Linked DNA regions of Homo sapiens: region 1 is linked to region 2. A link is an interaction called in ENCODE POLR2A ChIA-PET data of the cell type or tissue named here. Cell type or tissue: HCT116. All regions are shown on one strand. Links, peaks and the distances in the headings refer to the core of each region. The heading gives the core; the rest is flanking DNA.

Evidence for each region. ChIA-PET counts read pairs that join two places held together with the same protein. Peaks named below come from ENCODE experiments on the same cell type or tissue, not always from the same donor. Only the 100,000 strongest peaks of a DNase experiment are listed, where the experiment ranks them.
Region 1: POLR2A ChIA-PET joins it to region 2 with 5 read pairs; 2 of 35 experiments call an interaction of 5 or more read pairs at or near these places.

The regions. Positions count from the first base shown.
Region 1 is chr18:12,537,220-12,553,278 of GRCh38, forward strand. It overlaps SPIRE1 (spire type actin nucleation factor 1), which reads right to left. Exons shown (of 17, transcript NM_001128626.2): 3 at 9,455-9,685. Among named protein-coding and RNA genes, the nearest start is that of SPIRE1, 110 kb to the right of the region's middle. RefSeq lists a silencer at 2,740-2,919. In HCT116, for the core only: no CTCF peak of the experiment used is centred there; no DNase peak of the experiment used is centred there.
Region 2 is chr18:12,674,118-12,681,742 of GRCh38, forward strand. CEP76 (centrosomal protein 76) reads right to left here. Exons shown (of 12, transcript NM_024899.4): 9 at 6,545-6,711; 10 at 3,992-4,325; 11 at 419-636. It also overlaps a transcript of PSMG2 not described here. Among named protein-coding and RNA genes, the nearest start is that of SPIRE1, 20 kb to the left of the region's middle. In HCT116, for the core only: no CTCF peak of the experiment used is centred there; no DNase peak of the experiment used is centred there; H3K27ac peaks cover 578 bases.

The sequences.
Region 1 (16,059 bases), core at 6,159-10,158, 130 kb before region 2:
TTTTGTGCTCAATTATTTTTATATTTAGAAAACATCTTGCAATACCGAATTGTCATTCAAGGTAATGAAAGACAACAACTGAGGCTTTACCTTATGTAACTTAACCCTAATCTTACATTCCAGTCACATAAAGAAATGGCATAAAGCCACTGGGTTTCAAAGTTTTCAACTGCTATCCACAGTAAGAAATAAATTTATATATATTCACATATTATACACAAACACATGCATATGTGCCTATTATACATACAAAAGCTTCACAAAACAAAACTTGCACATTCAATTGAATTCACAACCCATTCACTGGTTGTAAACTGCAACTTTAAAAACACTGGTGTAAAGGTAATAGCTAGGTCTAAAAAATGTTTTTTTAAATGCATATGACAATCTTACACATAAAAAATCTAAAGGAATACTACTAGAGTTCATAAGCAATTTCAGCAGTTGCAGAATACATGATTAACAAACAAAATCAGTTGTATTTCTACACATGGCCAGAGAACAATTGGATAATGAGGTCAAGAAAATCACTCCATTTACAATTGCATCAAAAATGCTAAGAAATAAATTTAACCAAGGAGGTGTAAGACTTATACACTGAAGAGTACAAAATATTGTAAAAGAAATTAAAGAAGACCTAAATAAACAGAAAGACATCTTGTACTCATACATTGGAAGACAATATAGTTAAGGCAACAACATTACCCAAAGTGATGAACAGATTGAATGCAATCCCTAACAAAATCCCAACAGCCTTTCTTTAAGAAATAGAAAGACTGATCCTAAAATTCATATGGAATTGCAAGGGGCCCCTTGCAACAACCCAATTTAGAGATCAGGAAACTGAGATTTAGACCACGTAAGTAATTTGCCCAAGGATACACAGCTAGTCAATGGCATAAATGGAACCGAAACCAGGTAGTCTCTCTGGAGCCCAAGTTCTTTTCCATTCTACTCTAAAATAAATGTAATTCCCTTTATATTAAAGGGAATAATGTTCTTAAAGTACTTAAAGCATAGAGCATGGTATACAGTAAGCATGCAACAAAATCATTTTTATAGTTCCAAAAAAAGAGACATCAGGGGTTAGGGGGACAAAATTAGGTTATATGACCTTGGACAAGTTATTTAACATTGCTGGGTTTCCATTTATCTCTAAAAAGAGAGGACTGGTTTATGTAACCTCTTATATAAATCTGTCTCTCCTCTTTGCTCTACATATAAACTTCTAAATTAAACTGAAATACTGAGGTTTTTGAGGGAGCAGTCTTGGATCTTTGGGTATCCTCTGCTTACTGTAGCTGCCCTTGTCTAGTCTAATGGCTTTAAATGCCACCTATAGGCTGGTAACTCCTCAACCCCTATTCCAGGCCAGCCCTTTATGTTAACCACTTATGGCTATGTACTTAGCATTTCCACTCAGAAGTCACAAAGACAGCTCAAACAACTCTGAGAGTCATCCTTTTTTCCCCCCTTAATATAGGGTCTTGCTATGTTGCCCAAGCTGGTCTTGAACTCTTGGGCTCAGGCAATGATCCTGCCTCAGCCTCCTGAATAGCTGGGATTACAGGTGTGTGGCACCATGCCCAGCTGAGAGTCATCCTTGATTATTCTTTATTCCCATACCACTCATATCCAATCCATCAGTAAGTCTTGTTGTTTCTACCTTCAAAATATACCACCTGACAGTTCTCTACTTTTCTCCATCTCCTCCACCATCATCATGGTCACAGCTACCATTTTCTTTCATTAGAGGACTCCTAACTTCCTCTCTCACTAGTCTACATGGTTCTTCTTCACCTGACAGGCAAAATCTTTTATAAATATAATTTGGATTATGTTCATCCCCTGCTTAAAAGCATCCAATCATTCATTCAAACAATATTCACCAAATGCCAACTACGTACCAGGCACTGTGGCAGAAAGAAACACAGTATTTGATATGGTTTGGCTGTGTCCCCACCCAAATCTCATCTTGAATTCCCATGTGTTGTGGGAGGGACCTGGTGGGAGGTAACTGAATCATGGGGGCAGGTCTTCCCCTTGCTGTTCTCATGACAGTGAGTAAGTCTCATGAGATCTGATGGTTTTATAAGGAGGAGTTTCCCTGCACAAGCTCTTTTTTGGCCTGCTGCCAGCGATGTAAGACATGACTTGCTCCTCCTTGACTTCCGCCATGATTGTGAGGCCTCCTTAGCCACGTGGAACTGTGAGTCCATTAAACCTATTTTTCTTCCCAGTTTTAGGTTATGTCTTTATCAGCAGTATGAAAAAGGACTAATACAGTATTGAACAAGTCAACATCCCGTTCCTCTCAAAAATAGTAATGGGTATCTCAGACCCTTAAACATACACATACACACACACGCACACACACACACACACACACACACACGTTGGGAATAACAGCTACTATTAAGAAAAATAGGCCAAGTGTGGTGGCTCACACCTGTAATCTCAGCACTTTGGGAGGCTGAGGTGGATCACCTGAGGTCAGGAGTTTGAGACCAGCCTGACCAACATAGTGAAACCCCGTCTCTACTAAAAATACAAAAATTAGCTGGACATGGTGGCGAGTGCACCAAGTGCCTCAGCTACTTGGGAGGCTGAGGCAGGAGAATTGCTTGAACCCGGGAGGTGGAGGCTGCAGTGAGCCGAGATCACGCCACTGCACTCCAGCCTGGGCAACAGAGAGAGACTCTGTCTTAAAAAAAAAAAAAAAAGAAAAGAAAGAAAAAGAAAAAGAAAGCAGATGAGAGGTAGAAAATGAGGCCAGTGGTGGGGAGGGGCAATAATGTGGAAAGAGTGGTCAGTAGGTGGCACCAGAGCAGAGAGATCAATGAAGATTGGAGTGAGCCATGCACAGACCTAAGGAAAGAGTGTCCCAGGCATGGGAGGGCCAGTGGCTCCCACTGAACTTAAAACCCAAACTCTTCAGTGTTCCTCAAGTCCTTCGTCATCTAGCTCACACCTACCTCTCAAATCCCATTTGTGGCTTTTCCTTCCACTTTGTTTTGGTAATCCTAGACTTGTTTCTTTAAAACACACCAATCTTTTTGCTGATTCCTCACTCCTCCAGGTGTTGATTTCAATGTCACCTGCTCAGAACGTCTTCCCTGTTTGTCCTTTCTAGATGAACTACCCCCCTCTAATTTCTCTGTTACTTTTTTTTTGAAATGGGGTTTCACTCTTGTTGCCCAGACTGGAGCGAAGTGTTGCGATCTTGGCTCACTGCAACCTCCGCCTCCCAGGTTCAAGCGATTCTCCTGCCTCAGCCTCCCAAGTAGCTGGGATTACAGGCTTGCACCACTATGCCCGGCTATTTTTTGTATTTTTAGTAGAGACGGAGTTTCACCATGTTGACCAGGCTGGTCTCAAACTCCTGATCTCAGGTGATCTGTCCACCTCGGCCTCTCAAAATGCTGGGATTACAGGCGTGAGCCACTGCACCTGGCCTCTCTGTTACTTTTTAATCACTGCATTCTGCATTTTCTTCTTAGCAATTGTTAGGATTTAAATTACAGTAGTTCCTCCTTATCCACAGTTTCACTTTCCATGGCTTCAGTTATCTATGGTCAACTGCATCCAAAGATATTAAATGGAAAATTCCAGAAATAAATAAATCCTAAGCTTTAAATTATATGCTGTGCTGAGTTGCATGGTGAAATCTCACACCATCCTGCACTGTCCTGCCTGGGGTGTGAATCACCCCTTTGTGCAGCATATTTGCTCTCAGCCTCAAGCGATCTACCTGCCTTGGCCTCCCAAAGTGCTGGGATTATAGGTGTGAGCCACCAAGCCTGGTCTGCATACCACAAACTTTGATAGGTCACGCATTTGTTATTATTCAGTTTATTTCCACTGTGATTTCTTCTTTGACTCTTGGGGCATTTAAAAGTAGTTTCTTAATTTCCAAGTATATGTGGAAATAATAAAATCTTTTTGTTATTCATATCTGGCTTAATTCCACCATGGTAACAGAACATTTCCTATGTAATTATAACCCTTTGAAATTTGTTAAGACTTGCTTTAAGGCCTGGAATACGGAGAAATTTTTAATTGTTCCATGTATACCTGAAAAGAATGTGTACTCTGCAGTGGGTGGGTGGCATGTCCTATTAAGTCAGGTTTGTTATTCTCATTATCCAAATATTCTATATTTGTACTGATACTAAGAGAGGTATTTTAAACCTCCCTCTATGGTTGTACATTTGTCTACTTCCCCTTTTAGTTGTATTTGTTTGAATGTTGTTCAATGCTACTGTTACAGGCTATGTTACTAGGTGCACATAAATTTATGAATGCTATTTCTCCTTAGTAAATTGAACTTTTTATCAGTAAGCATCCTTTTTTATCTCTAGTAATGCTTTTTGCCTTTAGGTCCATTTTATATTAAAATAATGTCTGTGATACTTTTCTTTTGGTTAGAATGTTATATTTTTCCATTCTTTTACTCAAGCTTTCTATGTCCTATTTATAGTGTCTACTCAGTAAACAATGTATGATTGGATTTTGTATTTTTAATGCAGTCTAAAAATCTGTGTCTTTTAAAAATTAGAGTATTTTAGGCTAGTACAATCCACAGAAATACAGTGTGAGCCATGTATGTAGTTTTAAATTTTCTAGTAGCCACATCAAAAAAAAATAAAAAGAAACAAGTGAAATTAACTTTGATAATATATTTTAGTTAACCCAATACAATAATATATATTATTGTAATACTTCAAATTATAGCCAATACAAAAATTATTAATGAGGCTTTTTTTTTTTCTTTTGAGATGGAGTCTCGCTCTGCTGCCCAGGCTGGAGTGCACTGGCATGATCTCGGCTCACTGCAACCTCTGCTTCCCGGGTTCAAGTGATTCTCCTGCCCCAGCCTCCCGAGTAGCTGGGATTACAGGCATGCAGCACCATGCCTGGCTAACTTTTTTGTCTTTTTAGTAGAGACGGGGTTTCACCATGGTAGTCAGGTCTCGAACTCCTGACCTCAAATGATCTGCCCACCTCAGCCTCCCAAAGTGCTGGGATTACAGGCATGAGCCACCGCACGCAGCCAACAAGGCATTTTACATTCTTTTTTTGGTACTAAGTGTTTGGAATCCAGTATAGATTTTGTACTTTCAGTCCACGTCAATTTAGACTAACCACATTTCAAGTGATTAATAGTCACATGTGGCTAGTAACTACTGTATTGAGCAGTATAAATTTAGACCATTTACATTTAATGTAATTACCAATATATTTCAGTATCAAATTACCATCTTCTATTTGTTTTCCCATCTGTTCTATATTCCTTTTCAATTCTTTCCATCTCTTCTTTTGGATTACCAGTAATTTTCTTAGCTCCACCTGCCCCCTTCCCTATTGGCCTGATATTTACAAATTCTTTTATTTATTTTTAGTGGCTTTTCTAATAAAGGTTAGGCTTTAGTGGCTTTCCTAATAAAGGTTAGCACTAATAAATTAGTGCTTTAACCTCTTCCCAATGCCAAGGTCTTAGAACACTAACTCCACGCTACTGTTATACATTTTAATTCTAAATATATTCTAAATCATGTAAGACATTATTATTTTTTGCTGTTAATATTCATTTAGATTTATTTTCATGTTTATTTTTCTTTTTTTGAGGTGGAGTCTTGCTCCATCGCCCAGGCTGGAGTGCAGGGGCACAATCTTGGCTTACTGCAACCTCCGCCTCCCAGGTTCAAGCCATTCTCCTGCCTTAGCCTCACAAGTAGCTGGGATTTCAGGCATGCACCACCATGCCCAGCTAATTTTTTGTATTTTTAGTAGAGATGGGGTTTCACTATGTTGGCCAGGCTGGTCGTGAACTCCTGACCTCAAATGATCCGCCCGTCTCGGCCTCCCAAAGTGCTGGGATTACAGGCGTGAGCCACCATGTCTGGCCCATGTTTATTTTTCTTTGCTCTTCAAATATTCTGCATCTCCTAGTTTCTACCAGACATGGACTGCCTTCTGCCTGATGTATACTCTTTGGTATTGCCTTTAGTCAAGGTCTGCTGGTGACAAATTTTCTGTGTTTGTCAGATAAGATATTTTACCTTTTCTTAAAGAAACAAAACAAAAAAAGATCTCACTGTGTCACCCAGGCTTGAGTGCAACGGCACCATTACTGCCCACTGCAGCCTCAACCTCCTGGGCTCAAGTGATCCACCATGCCTAGCTGATATTTTACCTTTATTGTTGAGACATTATACTGGATAAATAATTCTAGATTTAATGTTAGAACTTTGAAGATAGCATTCCACTCTGTCTTCTAACATTACTCTCCCCCTGACTTACTTTGTGAAACGGGTATTGGAATGCCTGCCCAATCTACCTCACAGTGTTACCCTAAGGCTCCAGTAATAGAAGGGGGATATAAAGGCACTTTTCAACTACAATGTACCATATTAAAACATAACAAATTATTAGATTACTTGAAATAAAAGACTATCCGGGACAAAAGTTACACATTAAAGAGCGTCTTGCTTGCTAAGAATTGAAAACAAATTGTTTCAAGTTCTTAAACATCCTATTATTTGTATTAATTAAACTTAGTTTCACATTTCTACTTCAAACAAGGAGAAAGCAGTTACAATTCTTCAGATAATTCTTGTCTTCTCTTCCAACAAAGTAAACAATGAGTCAATTTATGAATTGAGGTTTTTAACCTGCTAACCAAACCACAAACTCATATCTGCACTACACGATGAGGAATCATGGGTTTTATAATACTTTAAAATTTCCGTTTACTTGTAAAATGTTTCAGCAATTATTTTTCTTCTCATTCAGCTACATGGAACATTCAGAACAGTCACAGATGTGGAGAATTTTATGGGTCAGTTTTGATTAGCATGGAAACCAAGAAACAACAGGTGAGGTTGTGATATTCTCCAATAAAATTTCTAATAGAATTGGTAGTCTTCAGTTTTCCTTCAATCTATAAAACCTTAAAAAAATTTTTTTTCTTTCTTTCTTTTTTTTTTTCTTTTTTTGAGACAGAGTCTCACTCTGTCACCCAGGCTGGAGTGCAGTGGTGTGCTCTCAGCTCAATGCAACCTCCACCTCCTAGGTTCAAGAGATTCTCATGCCTCAGCCTCCTGACTAGCTGGGACTACAGGTATGTGCCACCACACCTGATTAATTTTGTATTTTTTTTTTTAGTAGAAACAGGGTTTCCCCATGTTGGCCAGCTAGTCTTGAACTCTTGGCCTCAAGTGATCCACCTGCCTCGGCCTCCCAAAATGCTGGGATTACAGGCATCAGCTATCGCGCCCAGTCGTTTTTTTTTTTTTCCTTTTAAATAGAGACGAGGTCTCACTATGTTGCCCAGGCTGGTCTCAAACTCCTGAGCTCAAGTGATCCTCCCACCTGGGTCTCCCAAAGTGGTGGGATTACAGGTGTGAGCCACCATGCCCAGCCAAAAACCTGTCCTCGTAAGCACCCTTTTAACTATTCATTTTTCATATAATGATAGCAATAAGTTAGGGAACCACAGTAGCTCAAATTAAAAAATAAAAGGTATCCATTCAAACTTCTAAATGTCCAATAATTTTTTTATAAGTTAAGATATTTAATGTCATTGAATAAGAATTTTAAAATTCCAATTACTCTCTGGATCTCATCTTCCAAACCTGTAGTTTAAGACAGCAATCTGGCTATGACATGTTACATTACTGGTGCCAGGGTTGATTTTATGGATCTAGTTGGTTAGGTGGGTGTTCCTTTCCTCTTTCACCACTCCTTATGTATACTTCCCCCAACACACACACCACCAAAATACTGTTAGCTCACTTTCAGATGTATGAGTGGTTTTGCTACTTAATGTAAAATGTTTTACTCTTCATTTTTTCAATCACTATTTATCAATGGTCTTCCACAGAACAAGCTGGTCATTTGTGGTCTGCAGAAAGTTTAATTGGCCTTTAAGTGTGTTTACATGTTTTTAAAAAATAAACCTTAACATCTAGAAAACATAACATAAATAAAACACATCAAATTTCTATTTGTTTGTGTATTTATATATATGTATTTTATGTGTAGAGCCTGCTGATTTAAAATGAGAAGCACTACACATCTTAAAAGAACTAAAGAATATATCTGAATTTCATAAGAATAATAACTTGTATAGTTCTTTCCAGAGTCCTTGAGAGTTGTACCATCTAAGGAGGCCTAAGGAACAGGGGCACTCAGCACACCTGAAAACTACCACTGTCACAGTGCTTCTATATTCCTGTCTCTGAAACACCTTTATGAAAAGTTGGAAAATAAGAGATACACCATTGACACTGCTTATAAAACCTAGTAAATATCATATATAAATAACTGAAAACAGAATGCTTTTATGGCTAATTTGACAGATCTGTTTGATGTTAATCTCTGTACATTTGGCATGGTAGAAATTATGACCTTCAAGTACATAGCAAAATTTAAAAGAGAAAAATTCAGTATAACCAACCAAACTTGCTTCATTACATATAAATACCACTAAGTAGGTCAAGAAAACCTAAAACAATCAGCTGTGACACTTGAGATGCAAAATCTTCATGTAAGTAAGTGGATCACAGTTGTTTTTTACTCTAGAAAAAGGAAATACAGAGGTCAACTGAAGATATAATGCCCAGTCAAGCTGATACATGACATGTAATGATAAGGGGTATATAATATCTAAAAGCGGTTTCTTGAGTTATGATTCAATCATAAATGTCCATGTTCAGGCTGCTGACAAATCTGGGAACTATTATTAAATGCCGAATCACCGTTCTTTATTATTATTATTATTATTGAGACGGAGTCTCGCTCTGTCACCCAGGCTGAAGTGCAGTGGCGTGATCTCAGCTCACTGCAAGCTCTGCCTCCCAGGTTCACGCCATTCTCCTGCCTCAGCCTCCCAAGTAGCTGGGACTACAGGTGCCCGCCACCACGCCCAGCTAATTTTTTGTATTTTTAGTAGAGACAGGGTTTGACCGTGTTAGCCAGGACGTTCTTGATCTCCTGACCTCGTGATCCGCCTGCCTCGGCCTCCCAAAGTGCTGGGATTACAGCCGTGAGCCATCGCGCCCAGCCTCGTTATTATTTTTAAATAAATGTAGATATGTGTCAACCATTCAATTTTTTAAAAAATAACAGCTTGGACACAGTGGCTCATTTCTGTAATCCCAGCACTCTGGGAGGCCAAGGCAGGAGAATCACTTGAGCCCAGGGGTTCAAAACCAGCCTGAGCAACATAGCAAGACCTCATCTCTGCAAAAAATTTAAAAATTAGCCAGGTGTGGTGGCATACACCTGTAGTCCCAGCTACTCATGAGGCAGAGGCTACAGTGAGCCATGATCACACCACTGCACTCTAGCCTGGGCGACAGAGTGAGACCATCTCTCCAGGGGGGGAAAAAAAAGAAGAAGAAATAACAACTCTTGAAAAAAACAAGTACTGCATAAAACGCTGCCTTACCTTCATGACATCTCTATATGACCGAATAGCTGAGATTTTTCTCTTTTCATCTTCATCTCCCAGGCCTTCTTCTGCAGCCTCATAGCCCTCATCATTGCTACCGTCAGCTTCCACCGTGTTGGCCATGTGATCGATAAGCTGCTCTAGGGGAGGGCTTAATTCCCTTTCTTCATTCTCCTTCAAACCATAGTCCAGTGCTTTATAAATAATAATTCCCAAAGATTCAATGACCTAGGAACATTTAAAAAAGTGGTTAATGGAGATGAATGAAGAGCTTTCTAGGACTAATTGTGAGGCATAAGATGTTTAGTATGATTTTTTCCCTCAAACCAACATACAACACATACACAAACCCTTTTTATATTCTCTTAGATTTATACTTTGTGTTAAAATTTGTATTTGCCATTCATATATAAAATATTAACCGAGTTGATTTTCCACATTTCCCAAAGGTATTTCTGAGAACAGATATAGTTATCAAAGAATATATCCTCTCAGAACTCTTATGCCAATGTTTATCTAATTAGAGATGCACAGACATCCCAAGTATCTGAAAGACTGAAAACTCACTTACGGGTAGCAATTAACTCAAGCCTAAACAACAACAAAAATCTATTCATATCCATGTATACACACTTCTCTAGTTCCATTCAATCACTGAAAACACATCTCTCTCAGACGATGCAAACAAATGAGAGACCTTTTGCAAACCCTGAATTTTCAAGGCAGCTCACAGATAACCCTCCCTACCACACACCTCCATCAATATTACTGCCGGGCAAATGAACCTCATTTATGAACAGTAGATACACCACTGTTGCATACCACCTCGACAACTGCTCCAGACTTTGGCCAATACAGGAAATCCCACTTTATTTCTCAATAGTGCCTTTCTGCTATATATTTAAAAAAGCACATATAAAACCTTTTAATTTTATTGTTCTCTCTCTCTCTGTGTCTCTCTCTCTCTCTCTAAAGAACACTGGCAGCCAGCGTGGTGGCTCATGCCTGTAATCCCAGCACTTTGGGAGGCTGAGGCGAGCAGATCACTTGAGGTCAGGAGTTCGAGATCAGCCTGGCCAACATGGCGAAACCCTGTCTCTACTAAAATTACAAAAATGAGCTGGGCGTGGTGGCGTGTGCCGGTAATCCCAGTTTCTTGGAAGGCTGAGGCAGGAGAATCGCTTGAACTGGGGAAGCGGAGCTGACATTGCGCCACTGCACTTCAGCAAAACTCTATCTCATAAAAACAAACAAACAAACAACAACAACAACAACAAACAGGCAATGAAGCCAAAGAATTAAAATTAAATCCTGACTTTTACCACTAGCCAGCTGCCTCAGGACAAATCATTTTAGTGATGACTTTTCTCATCCGTTAAATGGGGATGTCAATGATACCTCCATTTAATAAGATTCTGTTGAGACTATGCATTCACTATGCATGGAAGTACCTGGTACAATATCTGACTTATTACAGGGACTCAATAATGATCTCACTGCTCTCTCCTTCCTTTAGCCCATTCTTTTCCAATGTTTATCAGTTACTCCCAAAATAAATAAAATCTTTCATTTTCAGTATTTCATTTATAGCTGGTAATACCGCATTTTTAAAAAAGTGCATCACAAATAAAAAAGAAAGTCAGAAGTTTCTAACATGAGTTAAATACAAGAGAGTCATTGACTAGCTCTTAAAAGCCTCACTCAAAATTCTCTACAAAAATTCAAAAATTCTCTACAAAATCTGAAATCTACTTTACCAATGAAATAATATTTTCTCAACACTAGCATTCAAAATGAATATCATGCTTAAAAATTCTTAACTTCTAAGTTTTTAAACAATACTGTTTTAAAATATTTTTTACTGAAAACATGTAATATTTTCACTGGATTTACAGTCTGACCTGGCACTGTAGCCATTCTTTTCTTTCTTTTTTTTTTTTTTCTTCTTCTTTTGAGACAAGGTCTCACTCTGTCACCCGGGCTGGAGTGCAGTGGTACAATTACGGCTCACTGCAGCTTCAACCTCCTTGGGCTGAGATGATCCTCCCACCTTAGCCTCCCTAGTAGCTGGGAAAACAGGTACACACCACCAGGCCTGGCTAATTTTTTTTGGAATTTTTTAGAAACGGGGTTTCACCATGTTGTCCAAGCTGGACTCAAACTCCTGGACTTAAGCAATGGGCCTGCCTCGGCCTCTCAAAGTGCTAGGATTACAGGAATGAGCCACCACGCACTATTTTCTATTATAAAAATGAATTTAAACAATGGATCTTCTAAGTTCCAAGGCAATTGACTACTTTAGTTATCCCTCCTGGCAGTGTCCCAGGACAATCCCCACTTTGTCCACCAGCCTGTTCAGGAGAAGGTACCATTTCAGTGCTTCCCTGGCACAGGGTACACATTGCTCTCACAGCATGTACCATTCTCACCACAGGCAGGTGCTGCTTAGGGCAAGGATTTTAACTTTCAAAGACGGCAGAGCCTAACACTGTGGTGTGCATTAGAAAAAAACTTGTTAAACTGAACCTAGGGCAGTCACTTTAACTATCAGAGCGTCCCTACTAATATAATGAAAGCCTCAGAAATCAAAAAGTTAGATTACATTCAGTATATATATTTTTAAGGCTGAGAAGGTCTTGTTGCAATTATTCCCAGTGAGAAATCACAATTAACTGAGTTTTACATGATTGGATGACTCTAACCATCCATATAACCCTCCCCTTCTTTTTTTGTTTTGCTTTTTGTTTGTTTTTGTTATTGTTGTTTTTTTTTTTTTTTTTTTTTTTTTTTTTTGGAGACAGAGTCTTGCTCTGTCACCAGGCTGGAGTGTAGTGGCGCGATCTCGGCTCACTGCAATCTCCACCTCCCGGGTTCAAGGGATTCCCCTGCCTCAGCCTCTTGAGTAGCTGGGAGTACAGGTGTGCACCACCATGCCGGGGTACTTTTTGTATTTTAGTAGAGTCGGGGTTTCACCATGTTGGCCAGGACAGTCTCGATCTCCTGACCTCGTGATCCGCCTGCCTTGGCCTCCCGGAGTGCTGGGATTACAGCTGTGAGCTACCGTGCCCAATCAACCCTATCCTTCTTCCTAGGGAGGCGGGAAAAACCCTGTTATATAACCCTATCTCTCCCTCTAGAGCTGGGGGGAGAAAAATCACAAAACCATTGCAAATATCAACACCAGCGATGGCTTCCAACCATAGCAAAGACCCAAGAATCACTCAGCAAGCTTGCTCTTTTCTCTGCTCAATTACCTTGCCTACAGGAGCTGATCCATTCTTCTTCAAGAAGTCATTTTATATCATCTTTCTCTTTAATCCAACACTCTTTTCTGCCTCTCTAGGGCTCAGCTCCAAATAAAACAATCATTTTCCCACTTTCAAATGTACAAACTGATAGGAATCTCTACTTATTTTCCCTTTCTTCCTTTCACAGTGGAGGAGTAGGTCTTCTATTCCTGTTTAAAGGTCAGCCCCACTCTCCTAACCCCTCATACCCTCCAGTGCAATCCCATTTCTGTGCTCCCTTTACAAGCAAACCTCCCGAAAGGGCGGTAGCAATGCTGATGGTAGCAATGATGCCCTCATCTTTGCTATGAGGCTGCAGAAGGCCTGGAAGATGAAGATGAAAAGAGAAAAATCTCAGGTATTCGTTTGGATAGAGTCATGAAGGTAAGGCAGCAGTTTATGTAGTACTTGTTTTTCTCAAGAGTTGTTATTTCTTCTTTTTTTTCTAGAGAGACAGGATCTCACTCTGTCACCCAGGCTAGAGTGCAATGGTGTGATCGTGGCTCACTGCAGCCTCTGCCTCCTGAGTAGCTGGGACTACAGGTGCATGGTGACACCTGGCTAATTTTTAAATTTTCTGCAGAGATGAGGTCTTGCTATGTTGCGCAGGCTAGTTTTGAACCCCTGGGCTCGAGCAATCCTCCTGCCTTGGTCTCCCAAAGTGCTAGGATTACAGACATGAGCCACTATCTGTAATGCGCCCATCTCTCCCTTCCCTCCTTCCATTCACTGTTTAATTCATTCCCATCTAACGTCTTTCCTTCTGAAACCACTGAAACACAAATACTAAAATCACAAACAATCTCTATATATGAAGTTTAACCCATTCTCATCCTAAATGACTGCTTAATAGCATCCAACACAAGTGACTCACTTCTTCCGTTCTAAACACTCTGGATTCTAGATTTTCTCTCAGCAACTACTTCTCAATCTGTCTACAGATCCTTCCTCCTGCAACTGTTTAATTGATGGAGTTCCTCAGAGCTCATGCACTCTACTTTCTTCCAAAATCTCTTGCAAAGTGCTCTTATACATAGCCAATGCTATGAATACAATATGTATTCCGATATTTCCTTAACTTATATTACTAATCTACAGTTTGTCTCTGGGATGCAGGCAATATATCATATGGTCTACTTAATACTTCCATGTGAATAAGTAATAAGCACCTCAAACCATAATGTTTGTTTATTGTCTACTTTCTCCACTAAAATGTAAGGCCCATAATGCTTTGGATCTTGTCTATTTTGTTCACCATTGTGAACAAAATGCTGTATGTCATACAGCACTTGGTTCATAGCAGATGCTAAATAAATATCTCATAATTAAATTGGTAAGTTGTTTTATAACAGTAATACATCTACTTCTGAGTTCCTTTTTGTATATATAAAATAAAATATTTAGTAGAAATCTTTTCAAAAACTTATAGAATTGTATTCTTAAAAGTCTGGGTTGTGGCTGGGCGCGGTGGCTCACGCCTGTAATCCCAGCATTTTGGGAGGCCGAGGCGGGCAGATCACGAGGTCGGGAGATTGAGACCATCCTGGCTAACACGGAGAAACCCTGTGTCTACTAAAAATACAAAAACAAAATTAGCCGGGCGTGGTGACAGGTGCCTGTAGTCCCAGCTACTCAGGAGGCTGAGGCGGGAGAATGGCATGGCAGGAGGTAGAGCTTGCAGTGAGCCAACATCACGCCACTGCACTCCAGTCTGGGTGACAGAGCGAGACTCCGTCTCAGAAAAAAAAAAAAATATGGGGCGGGAGAGGGGTGGAGCAAGAGAGCTGAATAGACAGCTTTATTGATCATCAGCCCTGCAGGAACACCAAATTTAACAACTATCACAAAAACGGCACCTTCATAAGAACCAGAAATCAGTACCAGGTTTTAACTTCAGACCACCGAAAGAGGCACCAAAGAGGGTAGGAAAGACAGTCTTGAATTGCTGATGCCACCCCTCCTCCACCTCCTGGCAGTGGCCATGGGCCGCAGAGAGAATCTGTGTGCTTGGGAAAAGAAAAGCACAGCAATTGTGAGACTTTGCACCGAATTCAGTGCTGTCCTGTCACAGGGGAAAGTAAATCGGGCTGAGGCCAATGCCCACTCACAGAAGGAACATTAAGACCAGCGCTAGCCACAGAGGAATCGCCTAAATGCCTATCCCCGTAGTGGGAACTTGAGTTCTGGCAAGCCTTACCACTGCGTGCTTAAGTGCTCTGAGGCTCTAAATGAACTTGAAAGGCACTCTAAGCCACAAGGACTGCAACTCCTGGCAAGTCCTGGTGCTGAGCTGGGCTCAGAGCCAGTGGACTTGTGGGGTACATGACCTACTGAGACACCAGCCAGGATGGCTAAAAGAGTACTTGCACTATCCCTCTCCCAACGCCAGGCAGCACAGTCTGCAGCTCCAAAAGAGACCCCTTTTTTCCACTTGAAGAGAGGAGAGGGAAAAGAGGACTATATCTTGCATATTGGATACCAGCTTCAGCCACAGTAAGACAGAATAAGGGAGGAGACCACCCCTCATATTGTCTTATGCCCAATTTCTGCCTCCAAAGAGAGAAGTAAAAACTAAAAGGCAGAAATGAAATCCACAAGCAGACAGCCCGGCACCACACCCTGGGCCTGGTAGTTAAAGATCAACCCCTGACCTAATTGGTTATTTGCATAAAAAAAGCACTGTGAAGATCCCTGTCCTATTCTGTTCCGTTCTAATTACCAGTGTATGCAACCCCCAGTCACGTACCCCCTGCTTGCTCAATCAATCACAACCCTCTCACGTGGACCCCCTTAGAGTTGTGAGCCCTTAAAAGGGACAGGAATTGCTCACTCCAGGAGCTCTCTTGAGACAGGAGTCTTGCCAATGCTCCCAGCCAAATAAACCCCTTCCTTCTTTAACTCGGTGTCTGAGGGGTTTTGTCTGCGGCTCTTCCTGCTACAAGAACACCAGGCAGTCATGAGACCCCCATTCCAGGCCCCAGCTAATGGATTTCTAGGTATACCCTGGGGCAGAAAGGAACCTGCTGCCTTGAACAGAAGGAACCAGTCTTGGCAGGATTCATCACCTGCTGACTAATGAGTCCTTGGGCCCTAAATAATCAGCAGCAATACCCAGGTAGTACGCCATGGACCTTGGGTTAGACTACAGGATGAGTTGGCTTCAGGTGAGACCCAGCCCCTTCCCCGCTGTGGTGGCTAAGGTGAAAGACTTCTCGTGCTTGAGTAAAGCAGAGGGAGAAGTAAAAGGGGCTTTATCTTGCAATTTAGGTACCAGCTTGGCCACAGTGGGGTAGAGCACCAAGTAGGCTCTTGGGG
Region 2 (7,625 bases), core at 2,663-6,662:
ATGACTTGGATGTCATTTCTAAATAACTACCAGATTAGGCTGGGTGCAACGGCTCACACCTGTAATCCCAGCAATTTGGGAGGCTGAGGTGGGAAGACTGCTTGAGCCCAGGAGTTCAAGACCAGCCTGGGCAACATAGGAAGACCCCCATCTCTACAAAATAAAGATAAAAAAAATAGCCAGGTATGGTGGCACATGCCTGTGGTCCCAGTTGCCTGGGAGGGTGAGGTGGAAGGGTCACTTGGGCCCAGGAGGTCAAGGCTACAGTGAGCCATAACTGTGCCACTGTACTCCAGCATGGGCAGCAGAGCAAGACCTTGAGTTAAAAAAAAAAAAAAAAGGAAATTAAAAAAACCCCTGCCGGACTGATCTGTAAGACTCCTAAACTGAAAAAATGATTCCGTAAATTACACCTTACCGAAGACATGTGGCAAATGCACGTCTTGCATTTCTATACACAAAATGTATTGGGAACCCTTTAAATGTGTGACCATCAGGTACAGCCCTTCTTATGGCATCTTGAAATTCTTCATTGCCTGCTGATATACTTGTTGTACGCTCAAATTCATAAGAAGCCAAAGCTGGTGATAAAAGGTAGGAGAGCTGGTCTTCCCAAACAGTAGTGAGGCCAAGATCCTATGAGCAATCAAGAGAAAAAGAAAAAGTGAAATACATTAATATTTTTAAAACCAACTAAATAAAAATGTTGATTATTTTAATGTATACCAAGAAAAGATTTTTAAAAGCTATCATAATATTTTAATAATAATAATTATAGGGATACATAGAAATAAAAATCAGATAAAAGGAACTATAGGTGATCAGATTTTACTTTTTAGAGAAACAACCAAAAAACATTCAAAACAATGTTCACAAAGTCTCCAAATCCTGTACTTCTCTAATATCTACTACAAAATACTATATGAAATAGTCCTAATATGGAGGACAGGTATAATTCTTATATTTTGAGATATTTTACTTAACTTTAAAGAGTTTAGGCCGGGTGCGGTGGCTCACGCCTGTAATCCCAGCAGTTTGGGAGGCTGAGGTGGGCGGATCATGAGGTCAGGAGATTGAGACCATCCTGGCTAACAAGGTGAAACCCTGTATCTACTAAAAATACAAAAAATGAGTTGGGCGTGGTGGCGGGTGCATGTAGTCCCAGCTACTTGGGAGGCTGAGGCAGGAGAATGGTATGAATCCGGGAGGCAGAGCTTGCAGTGAGCCGAGATCGTGCCACTGCACTCCAGCCTGGGCAACAGAGCGAGACTCTGTCTCAAAAAAAATAAATAAATAAAATAAATAAAAAAGAGTTTAGTAAGAATGAATCTGTTTACTAAAGACTGACTCTTCCTACCATAAACTCAACTACAGAGGTGAGAAAAGTCAACAAATTAATTCTATGTGATTAAACAAATATTTACTGAACATGTACTCTATAAAACTTATATACTGTAAGAGATAAAAAGATGAAGACATTTTATAGGCCCTTAGGGAGCTTAAAACATATTTCTATGGAATGTTAAAAACAACATGATTCCATTTATTTTTTATTTTTTTAAATTTTTTGAGACAGAGTCTTACTCTGTTGCCCAGGCTGGAATGCAGTGGCGCGATCTCGGCTCACTGCAACCTCTGCCTCCCAGGTTCAAGCGATTCTCCTGCCTCAGACTCCTGAGTAGCTGGGACTACAGACACCTGCCACCATGCCCGGCTAATTTTTGTATTTTTAGTAGAGACGGGCTTTCACCATGTTGGCCAGGCTGGTCTCAAACTCCTGACCTCAAGTGATCCACCCACCTCGGCCTCCCAAAGTGCTGGGATTACAGGCATAAGCCACCGTGCCCAGCCCATGATTCCATTTATAACACCAAAAGACCTATTGATATCTGGACACATGAAGTTAAAAATAATAATATTACAAATACAAAAAATTCTCAAAATTCTAGATATTTTGATTATCATAATGGATCTTTGGTATTTCCTCATTTTATATTCAAGGTTTTAACTCATCACAAATGGTCTCAAAGATCCACGATTAACAATGCTTTTCCTGCGGCAAAATGTGAACTTTTGCTGATTTACAGGCACCTTAACTTAAATAGTGATCAACACTGGCATCTATCACAGCTTTGTTTTCTTTTTCTGTAAACAGTAATTCCTTTTTTTTTTTTTTTTTTTTTTGAGACAGGGTCTTACTCTGTCACCCAGGCTGGAGTGCAGTGGCACAATCTCGGCTCACTGCAACCTCTGCCTCCCCGGCTCCTTTCACCTCAGCCTCCGAGTATCTGGGACTACAGGCATGCACCACCACACCCGGCTAATTTTTGTACTTTTTGTAGAGATAGGGTCTCACCACGTTGCCCAGGCTGGTCTTGAACTCCTGAGCTCAAGCAATCCACCCATCTCAGCCTCCCAAACTGCTGGGATTACAGGCGTGAGACACTGTGCCTGGCCAAAAGTAATTTTTATAAGATATTGCTTTTATTTGTAAGCAGAACCTAAGAAAAGAAAGCTAAAGCCAATACAAGTGATGGAAGGAAAGAAAAAGTAATAAGGGGCATTCATTTCCAGCAATATAATGGACCAGAGGTCCCCTGACCAACTTTTGCTGAAAACATATTACAAATGCCAGGTTTTCCAAAATGTATGTTTAAATGCTTTGATAAGTTGACAAGTGAATAAGAAATATTTAGAGGCCAAAGCTAAGAGTAACTGGGAACCCAGAGAACATGTTTGATAAATCAGTTTGCCTTTGATAGCCCCAAAGAACACAGAAAACAGGGCTCACCCAAGGTGAGGAGTGGAACAGGGAACCCTAAAAGGTGAATCAGAAATATTTTGTAGGCATTTTGGATTCTAGTCCTTTGTTGGTGATATGTGTTACAAACAACTTTTCCCACCCCACAGCTTCAATCTCTTAATGTCTTCTCTTGATGAGCTTAAGTCTTTAAGATACATTAATCTTTTCCTTTATGACTAATACTTTTTATGTCTTCTTAAAAGCACTTTACAAAGGAAATCTACATGCTATTTGACAAGAGGCTTGATCTGGCTGGGCGCAGTGGCTCACAACTGTAATCCCAGCACTTTGGGAGGCTGAGGCAGGTAGATCACTTCGAGATCAGCCTGGCCAACATGGTGAAACCCTATCTCTACAAAAAATACAAAAACTGGCAGCGTGGTAGCACATGTCTATAATCCCAGTTATTCAGGAGGCTGAGGCAGGAGAATTGCTTAAACCTGGGAGGTAGAGGTTGCAGTGAACCAAGATCACGCCACTGTGCCAAGATCACGCCACTGCGCTCCAGCCTGGGTGACAGAGCGAGAGATTCCATCTCAAAAAAAAAAAAAAAAAAAAAAAAAAGAGGTTTGATCTCAAAAGTAATCAGGGAAATGCAAATTAAAGCCAGACGTCTACCCAGTTGAGTACAACATGAAAACAAACAGAAACCAACCTGGGGAGAAAAATGAATATGAAAAAAGTATAACCCAGTATACATATTTTTTCTTTAAAAAATAATAGAGATGATGTTTCACCATATTCCCCAGGCTGGTCTTGAACTCCTGGGCTCAAGCGATCCACCCACCTCAGCCTCCCAAAGTGCTGGGGTTATAGGCATGAGCCATCAAGCCCAGCCTAACCCAGGATTTTTTAAGGGGCAAATATGTGAATAAGCATTTCACAAAGACAAAATCCAAATAGTGGTATTCAGCAAAAATCTTGACTCTAAGGGATGTGAACAAGTTCACCATTCTTCATTTCTAGGAGGAAGTAATTCATTCTATAAGTATTAATTAATTTGAAGATTTTTGAGTCTCAGAACTTGAACTCTCATGACTTTCAAAATTATAAGCTTCATAATAGTAGGGACTGTAGTTGTTTTGTTCAGGGCTAGAATAGTGACTGGCACTATCACACACACCAAAAAACAGTTAAATACATAAATGAAAAGAAGTATGAAACTACAACTATTTCAGTGTGAATTACCTTCCTGTGTTCTGACACCAGGAGCCTCAGCTGCATTTCAATTTCATTACTTGTTACTGACGCGTCAATTGTGGATGCACACAGAGGTGGAAAGGGAGGAAGGGATGTTGTAGCTCCAGGAGCACACACAGATTTAATTGCTTCCTCACTCATGGGTTTCCATTTGGATTCATCGTTCAAATCAAATACACAGGTTTCTACTGCATCAGAGGGTTGACAATTTCCCAGGAACATCTGATGGTTGAAAACACAACCAATTGTTCGATATGGGTACAGTGGTTTGGGCTGTTCAGCAACTGGAGGTTCATCAGGATTGGTAGGTTTATGGATGTACCTAAAAAAATTAAATAATTTTATATATGAGAACTTAAAAATTAAAAAGGCAGCATCTTACTGAGAAAATTATTCTAACACTTAAGGCCATAACTACTTCTCAGAACTACAGTTTAATACTTGTTTTTCTTTTTTATATTTCCACAATTTGATTACTCTGTATTAATTGTATGGTACGTCTTTACAATATTGAAACCAACTCTGTTAACAACAGAATACATTCTATGTATACTGTTAAGATCAAAGGCCGGATGCGGTAGTCCCAGCACTTTGGGAGGCCGAGGCAGGGGGATCACCTGAGGTCAAGAGTTCGAGACTAACCTGACCAACATGGTGAAACCCCGTCTCTGCTAAAAATACAAAAATTAGCTGGGCATGGGAGCACGTGCCTGTAGTCCCAGCTACTCGGGAGGCTAAGCCAGGAGAATTGCTTGAACCCGGGAGGCGGAGGCTGCAGTGAGCCGTCCAGCCTGAGCAACAAGGGCGAAACTCCATCTCCAAGAAAAAAAAATAAAAATAAAAAAAGTTTGCCTCAGATAACATAATTAAAATAATTTGGTTATGCATTTTTAGGCACAACTAACCAAAACATTATTAGGCATGATTATCAACCAGGGAGAAAGAGGACTCGGGAATGAAAAGAGGGCCCAGGGCTGGGCCTCTAGAACACACACATTTAAAGACAAGATGAAGGAAAAACTAAGAACAGCCAGAGAGGAATAATAAATATTGAAAGACAATGATAAAAAAGAAGCTAAGGAAAGAGAATGTTCCATGAAGAAAGAAGTGAGACAGCCAGGTGGAAAGGGGTCCCCAGAGAAACTCCAACCAGCCTGTGCACTGGGAGGAGTGCACACTGGGGAGAAGCCACAGAAGTTCGAGCAATTTGCAGTGGGGAGGAGCTTGGCCCCTCCTCTTCCTGAGTGGAAGCTGGAATTCAATCTGCGAGGCAGGAAGCACACTAGCAGGCAGGAAGCACACTAGCAGGCACGAAGCACACTAGCAGGCACTCTGGCTTTGTGGAGCGTCCGTTTCCCAGTGTTTTTCCTTTTTGTTCAATAAATTCCATTTTTCTCCCCCTTCAAATTGCCTGCGAGCCTAATTTTTCGTGGCCATGTGACAAGGACTCAGCTCTTAGCTGAACTAAGGAAGAAGTCCTACAACAGAAGTACTCAGCTGTTTCAAAATCTAATGACAGGCTAAAGTACTTTAAAAAATGTGTCCAGTGGATTTGCCAACGTGGAGATGGTAACCACATCAAATTTTAAAAAGAAATCATCATTTACAACTTGAACTTATTTTCAGACTTAGGTATGATCATCAGAAAAAAACATATGCCAGCCAGGTGTGGTGGCTCATGCCTATAATCTCAGCACTTTGGAAGGCCGTGGCAGGTAGACTGCTTGAGCCCAGGAGTTCAAGACCAGCCTAGACAACACAGCAAAAGCTCATCCCTACAAAAAAATTAGCTAGGCATGGCTGTGCACACCTGCAGTCCCAGCTACGCAAGAGGCTGAGGTAGGAGGACCACCAGAACCCAGGAGGGGGAGGCTGCAGTGGGCTGTGACTGTGCCACTGCACTCCAGCCTGAGCAACAGAATGAGACACTGCAAAAAAAAAAAAAGAGAAAACTGAAAAAAAAATATGCTAATCATACAAAACTAGTAAACATAATTTACTGTTTACCAACATCATGTTGGTAAAGAATATTTGAGGTAAAAGTTTTCTTAGAGTTCATTTACTTGGCTGCCATAATTGAAGTACTTTTTTACATAATCACTGAAAAGGCTCTAACTAAAATCATCAACACGTACCTTCAAGTACCATCAATATGGACAAAAAACCCTTATAATTTAAAATACTTATAACTTAAGCCGGACACAGTGGCTCACGCCTGTAATCCCAGCACTTTGGGAGGCTGAGGTAGGTGGATCACCTAAGGTCAGGAGTTCGAGACCAGCCTGGCTAACATGGTGAAAACTTGTCTCTACTAAAAATACAAAAATCAGCCAGGTGCGGTGGCACATGCCTGTAATCCCAGCTACTTGGGAGGCTGAGACAGGAGAATCGGCTTGAACCTGGGAGGTGGAGGTTGCAGTGAGCTGAGATTGTGCCAGTGCACTCCAGCCTGGGCGACAGAGCGAGACTCCATCTCAAAAAAAAAAAAAAAAAAAAACTTATAACTTCATTTTAATATCCTTATAAACTTAGTAAACTAACCTGTGTCCTGTTAAACTCTCCCAAAAAGTGATGGCCCCATCAGTTCCACAAGTCATAACCCATGCATGAGGTACTCCTTTTGCCTTGGTCCCAACACAAACAAAGGCTTCTAATCCATATCCAAGAAGAAGGCTGCACAGAAGGTTAGCGTGATCTTCACAGTCACCCTGGAAGATAAATTAAAATGAAGTATTCATTCTTCCATATTATTTCCTCATTACATACTTAAATACTAAATTATAATAAAAATTTATTGGCTGGGCACAGTGGCTCACGCCTGTAATCCCAACACTTTGGGAGGCCAAGGCGGGTGGATCACATGACGTCAGGAGTTCAAGACCAGCCTGGCCAACATAAGGAAACTCTGTCTCTACTAAAAATACAAAAATTAGCCGGGTGTGGTAGCACACACCATTAGTCCCAGCTACTCAGGAGGCGAGGCAAGAGAATCACGTGAACTTGGGAGGCGGAGGTTGCAGTGAGCTACAATCGCGCCACTGCATTCCAGCCTCAGCAACAGAGTAAGACTCTGTTTCCAAAAAAAAAAAAAAATGTTTATAAAGAACTCACACAACACAGAAAGAAAAGTAGAACATTTTTTTTTTTTTTTTTTTTTGAGACAGGGTCTTCCTCTGTCACCCAGGCTGGTGACATGATTCATAGCAGCCTTGACCTCCTGGGCTTAAGTGATTTCCCCATCTCAGCCTCCCAAGTAGCTGGGACTAAAGGTGTGCACCATGACACCTAGCTAATTTTAAAATTTTTTTTGTATAAACAGGGGTCTTACTGTGTTACCCAGGCTGCTCTTGAACTCCTGGGCTCAAGTGATCCTCCTGCCTCAGCCTCCCAAAGTGTTGGGATTACAGGCATGAGCTCCTGTGCCCAGCCTGGAATATTTTAATAGATTAATAGCTGAAGTACATGAACAAACAAGCAAACAAGTCATACAGCAAGAAATGCAAATAAATGGAAAACACTCAACCAATGACTGATAGTATCTATATGTGATAATTTCAAGAAAATACATACATAAGAAAAATGACTGGCAAGAACAACAACAAAATGCCAACAATGGTTATTA